2 separate regions of the Homo sapiens genome follow, and region 1 is linked to region 2. Evidence: read pairs that join two places in POLR2A ChIA-PET (ENCODE). Cell type or tissue: B cell. All regions are shown on one strand. Each heading gives the region's core, and the rest is flanking DNA. Links, peaks and the distances in the headings are about the cores only.

Region 1 (4,394 bases), core at 268-4,267, 64 kb after region 2:
CCTGAACAGAGATTTACCCACATATTTATTAACAGCAAGCCAGTCATTAGCATTGTTTCTATAGATGTTAAATTAACTAAAAGTATCCCCTATGGGAAACGAAGGGATGGGCCAAATCAAAGGAATAGGTTGGGCTAGTTAACTGCAGCAGGAGCATGTCCTTAAGACACAGATTGCTCACGCTATTGTTTGTGGCTTAAGAATGTCTTTAAGCAGTTTTCCACCCTGGGCGGGCCGGGTGTTCCTTGCCCTCATCCCGTAAACATACAACCTTCCAGCTTGGGTGTTAGGGCCATTATGAACATGTTACAGTGCTGCAGAGATTTTGTATATGGCTAGTTTTGGGGCCAGCTTATGGCCAGATTTTGGGGGGCTTGCTCCTAACTGGAAGTTTTATTCTCAGCAGTTACTATTTATTGACTCCCTGGGGTCTTGCGCTGGGCTCTGTTTTTCTGAGCCAATCTGAGCTATCCAGATGGGATCAGGTAAAACAGCTGAGTAAGTCTCTCCTTGGCGTTCCAGGGCTCTTAATTCCCCCTATTTCCAGCCCCTCCTTTGCCCTCTGTATGCCTCCTTCTGGCATTCAGCCACCTACCAAATAATTCCATGGGTCGCATCAACCCACCAGCCCCTCATTAGAGATTAACCTAATTTCTGGAACAAGAAAGTAAAATAAAGTCAGTGGAAAAGGCCCTACTTTTTGTCACCTGTGTTAGGCCATAGCCAGGGAAAGGATCCCTTCCTCTTTATACATTGAAAGTGGAGAAAGGTTAGTTTCATACCAGTAGTTGGCTTCTGGACTCCTACATCTCCTGCAGCCTCCCAGATCCCTTCAGATCTGTTCCTTTCAAGGACCTCCCTTGTTCTTGAGCTTCTCCAGAAGCCAGAAACCCCACAGTAAGCCCTTTAGTCCTGCAACTGAGTGTGTATTTAGGGCCAATTCCCTCCCCTACTCCCACAGAACCTCTGGGTCTCCCAGAATTCATAAGTCTCTGCATCAGGATAAGATTCTGCCTCATCTACCAATGGTGTCATTTCTGAAATTTTAGCCAAAAGAATGAAAACTCTCAGTTATAAGGAAATTAAAAAATGATTATGTGTAGTTGAAGATATGGCATTTCCTAATTTAAGCTACACAATTTATATAAACAAAGTGTACTCCAAAACATTTTTCTTCATGTTAAAAATGGTGCTCATGCTTGATAATGCTTAAATTAGGAGTCCTCTCAGGAGTATTTGTGTTTTTCATAGCACAAGACTTGGAAAGTTTCTGACACTGGCAAAGTTTAGTTATCCTCCTTTCATCAAGCAAGTCAAAGGGACTTGGCTCACTAAAACATTTGTGAGGGGAAGAGATAAAAAGCAGAGGGTAAACTGGGTCTATCGATGCCTCCATTGTCTTCCATCATTAACCTCTCCAGTAACCTAATTTATTAAGCTTCTTCTCTACTTTTGTCCTATAATTTATTAAACTGGTGTCAGGCATACATGGTTCTAGAGGAAGACTGCCCTTTCACACCCAGACCCTCTATGCGTGCCCTCTGAAGCTCTTCACAATGTGACCTACCCTATTTCTTCAGTCCTTTTGATTTCTACTTCCATAAGTTATCCCATCACTACTCAGCAAGCAGCCCCTCTATATCTATTCCTGCTGTCAGTTACCGTCTCCTGTCTTCCTCTTTACCTGTTAACATCCCATCCCTAGTGCCCATCCACCAGGAAGCCATTTCTAACCTTCCATGTTGGATTTGCCTTTCCCTCCTCTGAACTTGCAAACCCCTTTCCAGATGTGGTGGAGAACCCTCTGGTCTGGCGCTCAGGACACTAGGATATCATTACAGCACTGATACTTGGCTCCCTCTGTGCTTTTTCTCTAAATGACAATGATACTATTTTCACTTCCTCCTTCCCACGGTTATTAAAAATATACAGGAATCTATACTAATAGCAGACATGAGATTTATATACGTGTATTCTGAGCATGTACACCTTTTCTTTTGACTTATTTGTAGGTTTTTTTTGAGGACAGGTAACTGGACCTCAGTCATCTTTGTGTCCCCCAAAGATAATGGCCTACACATAGCCTAGAAAATAGTAGGTGCTCAATACAATTGTATTTATTTATACCAGTGGTTTTCAACCATGGGTGATTTGCACCTCCCATCCGCCCTGCCCCACCCAACCACCACCTGCCTGAGACATATGGCAATGTCTAGTAACAGTTTTAGTTTCTACAATTCAGGGAGATGGCAGAGAATTGCTACTGGCATCTAGTGGGTAGAGGCCAGGGAAGCCGCTAAGCATCCTACAATGCACAGGACAGGCCCTGCCTTCCCTAACTTTCAACAAGAAGTTATTCGGCCCAATGGTGGCAAGGCTGAGAAACTCTGATTTATACCCTTGATCTTAAGGAGATTTGAGCCATTTACAAACTCACATATGCAATAAGATACCAAATGCAAAATGAAGAAATCAGGCACAGGAAAAATAAAGCCTAGAGCAGCTTTAGTGCGTGCTTTAAGGTTCCTATACAATGCTAGACATCACTGCACATTAGACCCTGAGCTTCTGATCAGGCAAAGCAAAGAGGGAACACAAATATTTAGGAGATTGGCCATGTCCATAAAAGACAAACAAATTAAAACCTAGAGAAATTTCTCGTCAAAATGGAGGTGATGCATGAAAAAGAGTGATCTAAGCCTTTAACAGTAGTTCTATAATAACTAGAACAGACATTTCCTAATGTAGGCTTAAAGAGTATGGAGGGATTACAGTATGAGCACTGAAAGTAACGTATGAGAAGCTAAAATGATCCCATCCAAGTACTTATCTGTCTGATAATCTGAGATAATTCAAGATTAAAAATCAGATTTTTAAAGACTTTTTTGATACAGAGTCTTGCTCTGTGATCCAGGCTGGAGTGCAGTGGTGCCATCTCAGCTCACTGCAAACTCCACCTCCTGGGTTCAAGCAATTCTCGTGCCTCAGCCTCCCGAGTGGCTGGAATTACAGGCGTGTGCCACCATGCCTGGCTAATTTTTGTATTTTTAGTAGAGAATGGATTTCACTATGTTGGCCAGGCTGCTCTCCAACAGCTGGCCTCAAATGATCCGCCTGCCTCGGCCTCCCAAAGTGCTGGGATTACAGGTGTGAGCCACAGAACTTGGCCTAAAGATTGTTTAGAGGAGTACAAGGGGGCATGTTCCTTGATAATTCTTCATAAATAGCATTTTTGCCAGCTATTTATGAGGTTTAGTAAGAACTGGGCAGTGGTGAGACTGAGTTAAAAGTCTGGCAAGACCTTGAGTTCAGATTCCCAGCTCAAGCTGCTTATCCATGAGAAGAGGTATGCAGATGGAAAGGTATATAACGTATTGCATTGTTATAAAAATTAAGGAATGGAGTGGGGACACACAGCTGAATAGAAGACCACCCTAGTGTAGCATGGAAGTGAGCTTAAGTCATCTACCTACAGGAAAGTTTGTTTCCCTCAGAAACCACCTCTGGGGCTGCTTCAGCAAGTGACCACATGGCTGATAAAAGTCCCCAAGTTCTGTACCATAGAGCCTGGAAAACTTTTGTAGTAGGTATTACCACCTTCTCCCATGGTAATAAAAGAATGTAACAATACACCTACAGAGTCAAATTTTAAGTACAGAAAGTCCCTCAACTTATATGGGGTGATGTCCAGATAAACTTATTATAAGTAAACAAAATTATTAAGTTGAAAATGCATTTAGTTCAGATAAATTCATCATGAAGTTGGAAAATTGTAAGTGGAATTATTGTAAGTTAGGGACTGTCTGTAATGTAACTTCCTAGTCAATGCTGTAAAGATAAAAGAATTGCAATATGGAACCTTAGATATTATAATAAGTTGATCTTCTAAAAATACTAATTGGCCCTATTCTGCTTCTGAACCATTTGATCTGGTTGTAGAGATTGAGTGAGTGATCTGGAATTGGTATTTTTAAGGCTTCCCAGGTAATTACAAAGTGCAGCCAGGGTTGAGAATCACCACATTAAAGGAAATGATGATTTTTGAGTATTGAATTAGTCCAACTTGAGTCTTTTATACAATAATAAAATACATTTCCTCTCAACTTCAAACTTCATGTACCACTTAAATTTTCTCCCCAAACACGTATAATTTAAAAAAATTAAGCCAAGGGGAACACTCATTCTATGGCATAGAATGAGGTGTTGCTTGGTTCTAAAAATGAATGAATGAATGAATGAATGAATGAATAATATGCTCAATGAAGAAAATCTGAGAATTACCAAAATATCAAAACAAAAAACCTCTAGCAATTCCACCATACAAAGCTTAACTACTTGTGACATTTTCAATGTATGTCTTTCCATTTAATCCATTAAAACAGTAATTAGTGTGT
Region 2 (4,394 bases), core at 321-4,320:
CTGAAGAGTGTTGCTCGTGTACTGTTTTTAGACAGGTACCTGGTATTCACACAGGCTGCGAAACAAACGAGCAACCTGTGATCATGGCCGACAGTAGTGAATTATAGAAAATAGCATTCTCTAAAATGGCATCATCCTAAACTTTTGTGTATATCCCCCCTTCTTGTTCCTAATTTATTCTTTTTTGTTTTGGACTGATTTCCGATGAGCAATCCTTTCCAGTCTTCCCACTTCCTGACTTGTCCTTCACTTCATATTTACTGGGAGCCTGCAAACCTGTGTCAGCGCTGGCCTGACGGACCCTGCTGTGTGGTAGGGGCAGTTTATTAAGAAGTACATTTGGTAAGGTTACTCCTCATTTCTCTACATCATGAGAGGCAGTGTAGGGTCATGGAACATGAATTAGATTCGGAGTGAGAGCAGCTTTGCCCAAGTCTTAGTTTCTGAAACCGTGATCTTAGACTCATCATTTAACTAGCCGTTTAAATGTCCACTTGTTAAACTGTAAAATGGGGTTTCTGACCTACCCACCTTACAGGCTCATTCTAAAGAATTTGTCTTTAAATAAAAATACCATGAACTGTATTCAGAACAGCTGAAGCTTATTTTAAATGTATTAGACGTGTCCTTCTATAGACATTAAAGTGGTTTTGGCTTCTGTTTGATTTTTTTAAAAATGTACCATAATAGCCGTTCACTGCTTTTTTACACTAAAAGAAGGAGGCGGACCCATCTGTGGATCCCACAGCAAACAAGATTTTCTGCAAAAGAAGGTTCCAGTAAGTGAACAAAAAACCAGGGGGTCCGGCTGAGCCGATCATTCAGGGCGTGCATGAGCCGCGGATGTGTACGTGGCGGTGGAGGAGCCCCTGTTGAGGGGCAGAGCCGTCGGGTGACGGACTAGGCGAACGTGTGTCTGGCGGCCGCTGCCTTCGGGCCTCTTCCAGGGAGGAGGATCGAGGAGGCGGAGAGCCCGCCTGGCTCTTCCCCAGTTGCAGGGACAGGTCTGAAGCACGGGCTTCAGGAGGCGGGGAGTGGGTGGGTGGGCTTCTTACCTTCTCTGCCCGCTCTGCACTCGGGAAGGGGCTGTGAGCGGCAGCTGCGCGCGGGGCTCTTCGATCAACCCTCACCCCGCCGGATTACGCCTCCCGCCAGCCCAGCTCTGGGACCCCTGGGTCTCCTCTGCTGGGACCAGACCTGCCTGCCGGTAAATTCTTAAGAGCAGCCCGCGCAGAATCTATCCCAAGGAGACCGCCCATTTTTGCTGGGGCAATCAGGGAACTGCGTCTGCGGATGGCTGCCCTCGGGGGACCATTCGCCGGGGCGGCGCGCCGCTGGGGACTCGGCGTGAACCGGGCAGCGGGCGCGCGGTCTCGGAGCCCAGCCCCAGCGGCAGGCGCCAGGAGCCGCAAAGCTGGGCAGGGCTGGCGCCGCTTCCTCCCGGGCACCCGCCGCTCTGTCGCTCCGGGCGCCCAGGCTCACCGGGCATTTCTAAATTGTAAAAAGTTTTTATCAGATGGTATGGGCTGAGCAACGCTGGGATTGGAAAGTAAGACAAGAAACTATCACCCACCCCCTCCCCCGCCCGCTGATTTGAATGCTTATTAGATGGACCCTGGATTCTAGTCTTGGGGTACACGCCCACGTGTAAGAGTAAGCAACCACAGCTCTCTAGACACACTCATGCCGCCAATCTCATGAAATAAGAGGTAAGGACCTTGCAATGATTCCGTTTTCGTCACTCACCCCTTTTACAATAATTAGCTTGGCTTTGGGAAAAGTAAGTCCCAAATCCCCAACACTGAGGGTAAGCTCCACAAAGGCAGGGGATTTTGTGGGCCAAGTTCACTGAGGTGTCTCAAAACCTTAGCTCGGGACCTGGTACACAGGAGGAGCTCACTAGCGCCCCCGCCACCACGCTCTCCGCTTCCGGGCTGGCTGAGGCCATGCGTGATGCAGGCTCCAGATGGTGCATAGCAAACAGTGGCGAGAGCCCAGCCCTGGAAACGCAAACAAGGCTAATGTTTCACCTGACTCTGCAGACCTCCACAGGTGGGGACCAGATCTTCCCTAAATCCCAACTCCAGTACTAACATGGTCGAAACCATATTTTTGGGTGATGGCTTCCCACATTTGAAATCCTGGAGGAAGAAGCATTACAGGAAATGCTAGAGAATATGTATTCAAATTTCTTCTGCATTTCATCTTGGTTATCAAATACCAGAAAAAATATGAAAGGCTAATTATCCGTAATGTCAAGTGGCTATCCCTAGGTGATTGGCTGATAGACTTTTTGTTGTTGTTGTTTTGTGATAAGGTCTCTTTGTTGTCCAGGCAGGAGTGCAATGAATGGCACGATCATAATTCACTGCAGCCTGGAACTCCTGAGCTCAAGTGATCCCCCCACCTCAGCCTCCTGAGTAGCCGAGATTACAGGTGCACACCACCATGCCTGGCTAATTTGTTTTCGTTTTCTGTAGAGATGGGGGTCTCACTATGTTGCCCAGGCTGACCTTGAGCTCCTGGCCTCAAGTGATCTTCCTGCCTTGGCCTCCCAAAACACTGGAATTACAGGTGTAAGCCACCACCCATGGCCGATAATTTTTTTTATAATTAGCATTTATTTCTTTTATAAGCAAAACAAGAAATATCCTTTTCAGAAACAAAAAGCAAATCCAGTGACTAGAAAAAAAATTTTAAGGGGTCATACCAGGCCAGGCACGGTGGCTAACGCCTGTAATCCTAGCACTTTGGGAGGCCAAGGCAGGTGGATCCTCGGTGACAGAGCGAGACTCTTATCTCCAAAAAAAAAATAAAAAAATAAAAAAAAAGGAGGGGGCAAGTCATACAAATGATACTATAGCTGTTTGTATTTTTTTCCCTCTTGGCCCTTAGCCAATGCTTGGCATGAAACTGGTATTCAATAAATAAAGATGATCCTACAACTCTTTCAGAGGAAAAACATGTTCATTTAACACCCTTATTTTTTCAAGAAGCCTATATTCTGTTTTTTAATATAATAACAGCAATCTGAAGATTTCAGAATAAAAACCACCCTGCAATTATGTAATTGTTTTTCCTTTACCTGACTGTATTTACTTAGTGTATGGCATATGTGTTTTTGTATTCAAATTGGCTAATGTTAGACTTCATAGCAGTTTGAGTCCTGAACATTTTCTGAGTGCCTTTGAAATCCACTCAGTGGCCATCTCTATATTCTATAGTAAGCAGCTGTATCGGCTGGGTGTGGTGGCTTACGCCTGTAATCCCAGCACTTTGGGAGGCTGAGGTCGGGAGTTCGAGACCAACCTGAACAACATGGAGAAACCCTGTCTCTACTAAAAATACAAAATTAGCTGGGTGTGGTAGTGTATGCCTGTAATCCCAGCTATTCGGGAGGCTGAGGCAGGAGAATCGCTTGAACCCAGGAGGTGGAGGTTGTGGTGAGCCAAGATCGTGCCATTGCATTCCAGCCTGGATGACAGAGCGAGACTCCGTCTCAAAAAAAAAAAAATTTATATATATATATATGTATATATATATATGTATATATATATATATATATGTATCAGCTGTATCTCAAATATCCATATGCTAACTGCCAGTTAGTTTGTGTGAACATTACTTCCTCCATGTAGTAGCCTCAACAGTCTTTAGCCCAACAGTCAACATTGTATGTTTCTGTTTCCTTCACTACTTTTGTACTTTTGACTTCCTCTTTTGAATGTGGGAGATTGCAGGGACCCAGGTGCTTCTGTGAATATTAGCACTAGGAACTGGAGCAGAATGGGGGGCCCCAGGAGGTTTCTGATGCTATTGTAAGTTCCTTTCTAGCACAGATTACCTATATTGGTGGAGAAGTCTACTCGGCTTATCCCTGCGTAGAAGAGTAGTCCTAAAGGGAACTGCTATCCAGGACTTCCATCTGTCACTTCTAGCTGATTCTAAAAAGGGTCTAATAACTTCTCCCGTGAGATATCTTATTCAAAGAAATACCTTCTTGAAAGTTATAAAACAGATGAGAAAGCAAACACACTCATTTGTACGCGCCTCTGTGATCATTTAAAAATTCAAGGTATCTTTTAAGTTGCAACAAATGTAAAACAGAAACAAATGTAAAATTGTTGCTTGTTCAAACAACCACAATTCTCTTTGCTTCAGCCATGAAGTCTTTAGCCTTAGCCATTCAAGGTAAAAGGTCAGCAATAAGTGGAGAGAAAACGTCCTTGAAAATCTAGAGTTCCTAGGACCTTAGGTACCAGCTTGTCTCCTTAGTTCAGTGGTCCTCAAAGCTTACTATTAGTAAAACCACTTGGACTGCTCTTTAACGTGTAGATTTCTAGACACTGCTCAGAGATTGTGACTTAGATAGAATGAGCTAGGGTTGAGGAATC

What was found. ChIA-PET counts read pairs that join two places held together with the same protein. Peaks named below come from ENCODE experiments on the same cell type or tissue, not always from the same donor. Only the 100,000 strongest peaks of a DNase experiment are listed, where the experiment ranks them.
Region 1: POLR2A ChIA-PET joins it to region 2 with 12 read pairs; 2 of 35 experiments call an interaction of 5 or more read pairs at or near these places.

The regions. Positions count from the first base shown.
Region 1 is chr4:83,173,136-83,177,529 of GRCh38, forward strand. All of the region lies in intron 4 of LOC124900167 (a long non-coding RNA gene), which reads right to left. Among named protein-coding and RNA genes, the nearest start is that of PLAC8, 61 kb to the left of the region's middle. RefSeq lists an enhancer at 1,753-1,802. In B cell, for the core only: no CTCF peak of the experiment used is centred there; a DNase peak (open chromatin) is centred at 2,166; H3K4me3 peaks cover 2,500 bases; H3K27ac peaks cover 4,000 bases.
Region 2 is chr4:83,108,673-83,113,066 of GRCh38, forward strand. The region is part of intron 1 of PLAC8 (placenta associated 8); the gene reads right to left. Among named protein-coding and RNA genes, the nearest start is that of PLAC8, 3.9 kb to the right of the region's middle. RefSeq lists a silencer at 1,305-1,584 and enhancers at 1,995-2,044, 2,145-2,194. In B cell, for the core only: a CTCF peak has its summit at 1,892; DNase peaks (open chromatin) are centred at 1,899, 3,178 and 3,719; H3K4me3 peaks cover 4,000 bases; H3K27ac peaks cover 3,848 bases.